Regions from separate parts of the Homo sapiens genome. Here region 1 is linked to region 2. The links are chromatin contacts, found by Hi-C or POLR2A ChIA-PET in ENCODE. All regions are on one chromosome and are shown on one strand. Each heading gives the region's core, a stretch centred on a gene start or an enhancer-like site at or near the end of the contact. The rest is flanking DNA. Distances are from core to core; before and after follow the strand shown. Region 1 has its middle 46 kb from the start of LINC02384. Region 2 holds the start of RAP1B (RAP1B, member of RAS oncogene family).

Region 1 (5,057 bases), core at 469-2,968, 200 kb after region 2:
TCCTTGGAGCCATTGAAGACAGATGGCATAGAGTCTGATACCTCACAATACCCTTGAAAGTTTTGCAATTTCAGACAAGCCGTTGAAGAAACTGGCTCCCAAAAAAGATTCAGGTGCATTCCAACTTTACAGTCTACTCCAGCCAGAGAGAAAATCAGGATTAGATTAAGCCTGAATAGAGAAAAATTAATTTTGAGTAAACTGCTTAATGAGATCTAGTCTTGTATTTATTTAACTTACTTGAAATAGTATGTCAACACATAAAAATTAATGAGGCAGGCTGGGCGCCGTGGCTCACGCCTGTAATGCCAGCACTTTGGGAGGCCAAGGTGGGCGGATCACGAGGTCAAGAGATTGAGACCATCCTGGCCAACATGGTGAAACCTGGTTTCTACTAAAAATACAAAAATTAGCCGAGCATGGTGGTGTGTGCCGGTAGTCCCAGCTACTCATGAAGCTGAGGCAGAATAATCGCTTGAACCTGAGAGGAGGAGGTTGCAGTGAGCCGAGATCGTGCCACTGCACTCCAGCCTGGCGACAGGGTGAGACTCCGTCTCAAAAAAAAAAAAAAAAAAAAAATTAATGTGGCTGGGCATGGTGGCACGTGCCTTTAGTCCCAGCTACTCAGGAGGCTGAGACAGGAGGACTGTTTGAATCCAGTAGTTCAAGTCCAGCCTGCAAAACACTGTGAGACTCCATCTCTAAAAACAAACAGACAAACTAAAAAACAGAATTAACATAATTCTCTTCCTGGCTAACATTTAATCCTTTTTGCCCTGTAAACCTGCTGAAACCTCCACGGTGGGCCAGGGCAGAGAGAGAAGCTCTCAATCATGTGGCAGAATGTGTGTATGTGCATGAGACAAATCCTGTGGATTCCTCACACAAACACTACCTCCTACCCTATTTCCAGCTAAGAAAACCCTGATTTTCAGGTATCAGGTGCCCATACTTTAGGGAAATTGTTGTCATCCTGTTCATTTGTCAATCTTTGGTTAAAACGTGGGCATGTGACATAATCAGGCCAAGGAAGTTGGGAGGGTGAGAGTGGGGGTGGTGGATTTTCTATGAGGTTTTCAGAAAAAGTTTCTCTGCTCTTAAAAAAAAAAGATATATTTGAGAAATAGACCCTTTTTGTTTCTAAATGTTATCGTATGAAGATGTGATGCAGCATTAATCCGCTGCTAACACCCTCGCCAAAAAATGAAAAGCCCTGATTTGTAGCATTTGTCTGTTTCCATTTCTGTGGTGTAAATTCTCCCATTATGGCCAATTTCAAGCTCTACAACTGACTGGCAAAACTCCTAAATATTTAGCAATTGGCTCTCAGGAGCCTCTGGGAACCAACTTCAGCCCACCATGGTCACTGAGAGCTGCAGAACTCAACTTGTGAAAAGAGTAGGCATTGTGGTGGGGATGGCGGAGCAGAAAGGTGAAAGACTCTAGGTCCTTAATGACACTTGAGAGCCATGAAATTAACCAACCCTGGAATCTTCCTATCTCTGGACTTCTTATTACATAAGTTAAATAAAGGTACATATTGGTTTAAGGCTGGTCAAACTGGTGTGTATGTGTGGGGAATCTGGGCTTGATGTAGCCAGTGTAGATATCCATGGGTTCCCACCTAGTGGAGGGAGGGGAATGCAGCAGGGGAAAAGCTGAACGCTGGATAATGGAAATGTTCAGTTGGTCAGGAAGAGGGGGACAGCAGAGGAAGCGGGGTGGGGAGGACTATCCGTGTTGAAACAGGACTCTGGCTGCTTGCTGAGAGGAACAGGATGGTGGCTGTGGGCCAGCTGGGCTGTCAGGGCCCTTGCCAAGGAGGCTGAAGTTCAGGGCAAGGCTCCAGCAAGAGCAGGCGGCTGAGTGAGAGTCAGGAAGTCAGGCAGAAGCCCAGGGTTGGGAAGGGCTGCCCTGCCGGGTGCTGCAGATCACAGTACTGTGGGATGGAGGGAAAGGGATGCATGAGAGAAGGGGAAATGCAGAGAGAGGCAGGAGTATAATTCCAGAGGTCTAGACTACTCACTTGCCATAGGATGGGAAAGGGCTTTCAATGTCCACTAAGGCAGAGTCAGAATTCGCTCAGATGCTGAGCAGCTGAGGCTGAAGGTTGGGGATGCTTTCAGCTGAGGCTGAAGGTTGGGGATGCCATGGATCAGGCTGAAAAATGCAGAAGAAACCAGCATCTTCTCCAAAGCTGCCTTAGAGAATTTTCTTGGTGATTTTAGAGAATTGCTGTCTACCTATCTTCCTAGACCTTCAAAAAGGGGCATCACTCCTCCCTCCTATTGTCACAATCCCTGGGGTCCTGAAATTCACTGCCAAGACTTATGTTTGGCCTTCTGAAATATGCTCCCTCCTTCCTTGTGTGAAGAAATTTGTTTGCCTGCTTGTGGCAGAAGCAATTTCATTCCTGTTGTGAAATGCCCCTTACTTGCAGTGTGATTTCTCCTGTTATTCATTTACTCCTTTTCTTTATTTTCTCTTCCCATCCATTTAGTAACCCACCCACAGGTCTATTCTTCTTCAGCCCAGTGCCATTCATTGAATGACTACCTAGGAAGGACTTTTATAATTGAATTTTATGGAGGAAGTAGGTGCAGGAAAAATGAAAGCTGATGTGTCAACAACATTCTCTGGGGATTTTCAGAACATTATTTTCCTCTCTGACTTAGCTGGGAAGCCAAAGGGCAGGAAACTTGGCTTCCTTTGCACTCTGTTACTGCTGGAAGTCATGGTTAGTGATATTAATTTATTCAGTGGGCTGAGTTCTGTGACAATATCATTACCAGGGAGTAATTAAGGGTGGGATCAAACAGGAGAGGAAACCCTCAAAAGTGAAGTTTTCCCCAGTTCATGCTGCCTCCTGCAATCTAGGAAAGTTTGGCTTATTTTATGAGCATCTCCCAATTTAGTGAGATGCTTCAGAGAGTGAATAAAAGGAATGCTTTTCTGCAATGCAAAACCCATCATAAAAAGTCACTAGACAATTATAAAAACGGAAACTATTTGGAACTCATTTAATAGACAAAAGCTAGCTAATTTTCTTTGTAAGTAAAGAACTCCTAAAAATCCATAAGAAAAAGACCAATAGCCCAATAAAAAATGTGCAAAAAAGTCCATAGAAAATGGAACACGAATGTTGTTTAAACATATACAGACATCCATTTTTCATGTATTAGATTGGCAATGACAAAAAATTAACAACACACTGTGTTGGCAAGAATGTGAAGAGACAGGTGCTCTCATATATGACTGGTGGGAAAATAAATTGGTACTATCTTATGAAGGGTTATTTGGAAATATTCTTATGAACATCTATATGCTTTGACTTATTAAAGCCAGTGCTAGGAATTTATCCTATAGGTTTAGTCACATACATAGAGAATGAGATGTTCACAAGATTGCATATTGCAGCCTTGTTTGTAATAGTGGAAGATTGAAAACAGTCTAGATATCTCAATAAGTGATTATTTAAATAAGTTATGCATATTCATATAATGAAATATGATATAGCCATAAAAAAGAGTACTCTTTAATAAAGGAGGATACTATCTTTATATATACACCTTGAAAGATCTCCAAGATATTTTAAGTGAAAAAAATTAAGGTGTAGAAAATTGGTCAATAAAAGAGGGGAGAAAAAATACTTACACAAGACATGCCTGTATTTGCTTCTTATGCATAAAATATGTCCAGGAGGATATCCAAGAAATTGATAATATTTTGTACCTTGGTGAGAGGAAATGGGTGCCTGGGGCATAGGGTAGGGGAGAGAGTGTTTCCTTTTAAACCTTTGTTCATTTTGGAAATGTACTGCTAATTCAAATTAGTAAATAAAAATTGTTTAAGAGAAATGCTGGACACATTACATCAGAAATGACCTAAATTCACCCAGTCTGTTCTATGTCCTTAATTTTCCATTTCAGCCTCTTTTATTATTGATTGTTAGTAGCTTTCCATCTTCATCTTTACATTTTCTCTGTTCCTCCAGGTGCCACACATTTTCTCTCTGCTTCTGTCCTCAGTTTGCCACCTGATTTCCCCTGCAGTTGTCAAGTAACTGCCTTTTTAGCTGGATATTACTACACAGACCTCTTTCTGTGTGCCAGACTGGGATAATCATCTCAATCCTTTCTTCAACACCTCCTCCCCTAGAGAGCAGAAAATAAAGTTGTGGTTGGGAGTTAAGCCAGAAGCTGGCTATCCTTGCAGGGTACCAGGCAACTGCCAGAGTAGATAGTAACTTATGGCATATATGTTGCTAATGGTGGATGAGGTCATTTCAAGAGCTGGAATTGGGAAGAAGGATAAATACATACATGGAGGAGCAATAGAAGTCTACCTTATGGAGCATGTGGAAGTGAGTATTGAAGTTGAGGTTCAAATCCTTGCTCTGTCACTTACTGGTTATGTAAGGCAAGTTTTCTTAGCTTAACTTCTCTCCTATGTAAAATGGGTTCTATAATGGTTAATGTGGCTAAGACTGCGGGGCTGGCAGTTAACCCCAATCCATTCTTGTTTTCTTTTGTGGTAACAGATATGTGGGCACATGGCTGCTAACATATTTTCAAGTCTCTCTTGCTGTTAGACATGATCAAGGAACTAATTCCCTGCCAGTGGAATGTGAGCAAAGTGTGTGTCATATTCAGCTCTGGGACATAAGACTCCTCCATGTTCTTTCCCCTTCCTACAAGGTGGAACTCAGAACAACCCAACCTTGACTGTGGAGACAAGAGCAAGATCATAGGGGTTTCAGAGTAATGATCTGGGAGGAACCTGGTTCTCTAAATGCAGATATGAAGCAGAGCTGCCTGTCCACCTGGAACACCTGCCCACTGTTAGATGAGAGAGAAATGAACTTAGATTTTTAAACCATTCCATCATTGTTGAGTTTCCTTCTTATGGCAGAATAGCTTTACCCTAATCAATAGAGTTAAGTCTTTTTATGTTGTGAGTAATAGAATACTCAACTCAGACTAGGTAAATTAATAAGTGGTTTTACTTGGCTCCCATATAAGAGGAAATTTTAAAAGGACGGAAAATTTTAGGGTTTT
Region 2 (4,782 bases), core at 321-2,820:
ACAGGGTGGGACTGGATGATCTAAATAGTCCCTTCCGGCCCTTAAAAAGTCCCATGACTCCACTATGACTCAATAAATACTATTTCAAGAGTCAGCTTTTAAGAATAATATGGGCTTGAAGTTAAATGAATGTCTCCCTTTTCTATAAGTTACTTTTTGTTAAGATAAGGTCTTGTTGAGCAAGTCCAAACAGTATTCTAATTACGAAAAAAGAGAGCTGAAAAATAAATTTACAAGTCAGAGCTTTAAATTGTTAAGTACTCGACATATATGAGATGCTGCCTGCAAAACCAAAATCCAATTAGACGGAATTAATTTTAAAATACTAAAATCACAATCTTCATTTAGTGTCAACTTTCTACCCCGTAAAAATGTGATTTCCCCTTACTGCAACACAGAACTGCTTCTATTCATACCAATCAGAAGTTACAGGGCCAAAATGTTTTTCTAAACTATTAAAGAGAGTGGGAGAGGGGGGAAAGCGAAGGGGAAGGAAACCATCTGCTTTAACTTGCAAAAATGATCTTTTCTCCAAAAGACATCAGTGTTTTTCAGAAGAAAAATCCGGAGAGCCCGGTTCACTGGGCGTAGTTTTAAATAAAATTCATGGCGCTGATAGTTTTAGGATTAGACACCTCGAGATGGCGAAAAAGAGAAGAGGACAAACTTCCTGGATTTTCTCTCCCTCTAAGAGAAAGAGATTTCCTCTTGCTGACGAAGGGAAAGGCCCCTTTAACAGTTTTTCTCTACACGGTGGCTGCTGCCAGACTAAGTGGGGCTCTCTCCGCTGCCTTCCTCCTGCCACTTCCCGCAACAAATGGAGCAAGCAAGCCCCGTTTCAGGCAAACTTTTTCGCTGTCAGGCTCAAGCCCGCGGGGCGCCTGGGAGTGGTTTCCCCCGAAGGCTCCTCGCCCTAGCTCGGGGCTGGGAGAAGCTAGGTCTTCGCAAAGGACAACTTTCTGGTTTCCGTTCTAACTTCCACCCATACCACGGAGGGAACCCAGGCGACAAGCGAGGGGGCTCGGGGCGGGGAGCGAGTCTTCGGGGGAGCCGGCGGGGAAAGGAGGGCGGCGGGAGAAGCTGCGGCGGACGCGGGCTGAAGAGAGCGGGCGGGTGGGGGGGTCCTCGGGCTCTCACTTCCTCCGCCATATTTCAGACATTTGACCCCTTCCGCAAAGCGCGCTGTTCTCCCGCGGCGGCGGCGGCTGCTCCTCCTCGCCGGCCCGCAAGGCAGCGCGCTCGCGGGCCCGGCGCCTGGCCCTCGCGCCACCTGCCGCGCGCCGAGGGGCTGCCGCCGCCGGGGCCCCTGACCGCCGCGCCCGGCCCGCGCCTCGCCGCACCCCACCCGCTCCCCTCAGCCGGCGCCCGGCCCCGCGCGGCCGCCGCCGCGGCTTCCCTCAGCGGCCACGCACTCACTCTGCGAACCTCTCACGCTGTCACCGGGTCCCTGCAGCCAGCGTCGCCCCGCGCTCCCCCCGGGTCGCTACTCTAGGCGCCACGGCGGTCCTGCCGCTGCCGCGCCGCTCCGGCTGGTTTACACGCCTGAATCTGGGCGAGGTTTGGCGATGTCGCCTTGACGTCAGGCGTTCAGCCTCGCTCCAGCTTCCGCCCGCGGGCGGGGCGCGCGGGTGCGCGGCCCGGGAAGGGGCGGGCCTAGGGGGCGGGGCGAGGGGAGCCGAGGGGGCGGGGCCGCCGCGCGCCGGGTCCTCGGCGCCGGCCTCTAGCCGGCCTGCATCGCAGCCGGAGCGCAGGCCCTGCCCACGGGCCCCTTAGCTGCCTCTGGGCGGCATGTCTGCCGAGGTTCTTCTCTCTAGCTGCGCCGCGCCTTCAGGCTCGCTTCCCCAGGCTGTCTGGTGGGCGGAATCCGCGCGTCGGTGTTCCTGACCCTCGTGGGTTCCAGTGGAACCCTCCGAAACCCAAAAGGCGCCGCCTCTTAATGCAAACTGTAGTCACCGACTCGTCCAGTCTGTTGGTATTCGCGTCGTCCTTTGTGCTGGGCAAAGTAACCGAGAAGTAACGGAGAGCGCGCATTTTCTACACCTAGAGCTCCCCGAGGGAGCCTGGGCCAGCAAGTCTTTCCATTCTTGAGATGCCTTTTCTCCTGGATTGACAAGTGTTTTATCCATTGGTGTCTTAACCCGGGCGAACTCTTTCCAAATTCCCATGCCAAACGCAGTTAACAAATCGATGATTTCTAAATAAGTTTGTACCCTGCACCTAAACCAACGCCATTTATATAACTAAAATAAATTGCGTATTTAAATGCATGTCCTGGACGCTTTATTCACTTCACAGGATTACCCATAGGCAAGTAGGTTTATCGTGTGACTTCAGGGCACCAGAAAACACTTTCTGTTCCAAAATGCCTCGTTCCAAAAAGGGCGGGAACTTAACACGGGAATTTACCATTCTTACTTACCCTTAGTACAAGAAATTTATCAGAACTTTTTCTTGAAGCAGTTTTGATGGGCGAGGAGATTAAGAGAGCAAAGTGCAGGGAAAAGGGATTGAGGGGTCATTTAAGACTAACTTTCTTGGTTCATAATTTAATTAGGCCCTGTACAAATTATTCTTGAAATAAATCTTAATAAACGTTGATAAATTTGGAAGATAAATGGAATGTGACTAATTTCACTCCGTTTAAGAATATGTAGTGATTGAAAACTAAGCTAACCTAAGTTAAATGAATAGATGAGAATGAATTATAACAGTTCTCTGTGTTTTATAATGTTTTACAATTTAGGTTAATTGAGTAGATTACCTATTTCGATAATTTCTATTTCCTTAGAAAAATATCTTTTTAAAAATTGTTTATTGTCTGCATTTATTGTGTATACAACATGATCGTTTGAAGTAATGTATACATTGTTACATTACCTCACAGAGTTACCTTTTTTTTTGAGAGTCTTGCTCTGTCACCCAGGCTAGAGTGCAGTGGCATGATCTCGGCTCACTGGAATTTCTGCTTCTCAGGTTCAAGAGATTCTCCTGTCTCAGCCTCCCGAGTAGCTGGGATGACGGGCGCGTGCCACCACGCCCAGCTAATTTTTAGTAGAAAGGGGATTTCGCCATGTTGGCCAGGCTGGTCTCGAATTCCTGACCTCAGGTGATGCGCTCGCCTGGGCCCCCCAAAGTGCTGGGATTACAGGCGTGACTCACCGCGCCGGCTGAGTTAGCATTTTTTTTTTCTTTTTTGAGACAGAGTTTCGCTCTTGTTGCCCAGGCTGGAAGGCAATGGCGTGATCTCGGCTCACTGCAACCTCCGCCCCCACCTCCCACCCTCGGGTTCAAGCGATTCTCCTGCCTCAGCCTCCCGACTAGCTGGGATTACAGGCATGCGCCACCACGCCCGGCTAATTTTGTATTTTTAGTAGAGACGGGGTTTCTCCATGTTGGTCAGGCTGGTCTGGAACTCCCGACCTCAGGTGATCCGCCCGCCTGGGCCTCCCGAAGTGCTGGGATTACATGCGTGAGCCACCGCGCCTGGCCTTGAGTTAGCATTTTTTTATGAGAACACTTAACATCCATTCTTTAGAAAACCTTTTTAAATAAAAGTTTCAAAGGCAAATTTCAGAGCAGTCCGTTGGAATTACTGTAACTTCTCAATGAATGAGTGAATTACAAATAAATTTGACTTTACTAACTTTTCAGTTATTGCATAAAAATTTGATAACTGAAAGTCTGAAACTTTGAGCTCACAGAAGTGTTACCTGGGAACACTGTGCTTTTTCTTTCTTTCTTTTTTTAGAAAAACTCTTTGTCCTTTGGGCAATTGATTTTTTTTTTCCAGAAAGAAATTGGTTTTAGAAAATTGAAGCTAGAATTTTTAGAGTTTGAGAGAACGTGTAAAATAATCTATTTAATTAAAAACACAGTTTCTCTTATTAGACTGGAAATCATTGTTATTTGTATTAAACTGTTATCACTATGCAGAGAATACCATAATCTGCATCTCTTAACACTGAACTCACTTTTCAGTTTGAGCCTCTTTCCTATTTATTTCCTTGACTTCTTCTCCAGGATATTCCACTGGCAATTTGCACTGGTCATGTGTGCAAACTGAACTCATCGTCTTTGTAACCAAACCAGTTTCTTTTCCTCTTCCTTTGTGAATTGTATCACCATCTTTTAAATTACCCAATCTTCAAGCCTGATACTTAGCTCTCTGCTCTTCTTGAATAATCCATCAATTGGCATATCTATTAGATAGTAATTCGACAAGGTCTTTCATTGTGTTTCCTCTTTTCCATTTCAACTAAGACCATACTTAGTTTTTAGTTGCCAAATTTAGTTTGGCAGAACTCATCCCCTGGACCTTTGCAGCCTGGTGGCCTCCAGTCTGTTCCTGCTGTGATCCATTCTATACATTGTTGCCAGATGATTATCTTAAAGCATACCAAGCAAGTCACTCCCTTCCTCAAAGAGCCTTCAATTACTCCCCACTCTACCAAAATAAAATTAAAATCCTGTGTCTCACTTTTTCCTTTCACTCAAAACTGATTTATAGTCAGAATGGACAGTGGACTTTTCATCTGGCCCACATAATTTGCTTCCCCATCTCTCTGTTGTGCATAGGTGAATGATTTCCTCTGCCTGGAATGCCCCTTCCCATTCCATCTCATTCTGCAAATACCTTGCCCATTATTCAAGGTTTATCTACTTTCTCTTAAGAATGAGCTTCTTGGCCAGGCGCGGTAGCCTATAATCCCAGCACTTTGGAAGGCAGAGGCGGGCGGATCACTTGAGGCCAGGAGTTCAAGACCAGGCTGGCCAACATGGTGA

Evidence for each region. Hi-C counts contacts between places; a loop is a spot of excess contacts on that map. ChIA-PET counts read pairs that join two places held with the same protein, here RNA polymerase II (POLR2A). Pooled maps may share reads with other maps.
Region 1: a map of heart left ventricle shows a loop between it and region 2 (7-fold over the local background). The contact joins the enhancer-like site here to the promoter of RAP1B in region 2. A Hi-C loop is called at or near these places in 19 of 168 maps with a recorded cell type or tissue (IMR-90, MCF 10A, Right ventricle myocardium inferior and 8 more) and 22 of 50 pooled maps. POLR2A ChIA-PET finds 5 or more read pairs at or near these places in 11 of 52 experiments (A673, BJ, Caco-2 and 7 more).

The regions. Positions count from the first base shown.
Region 1 is chr12:68,403,039-68,408,095 of GRCh38, reverse strand. No RefSeq gene overlaps it. Among named protein-coding and RNA genes, the nearest start is that of LINC02384, 46 kb to the left of the region's middle. RefSeq lists an enhancer at 4,869-5,057. Within about 2 kb of position 1,718, at least 24 of the 41 ENCODE cell types and tissues checked have a DNase peak (open chromatin) inside an H3K27ac peak, as active enhancers do; they include heart left ventricle, heart right ventricle, psoas muscle and 1 more, where a contact is called at or near this core.
Region 2 is chr12:68,607,687-68,612,468 of GRCh38, reverse strand. It overlaps RAP1B (RAP1B, member of RAS oncogene family), which reads right to left and starts at 1,570. Exons shown (of 8, transcript NM_001010942.3): 1 at 1,426-1,570. RefSeq lists a silencer at 1,254-1,713.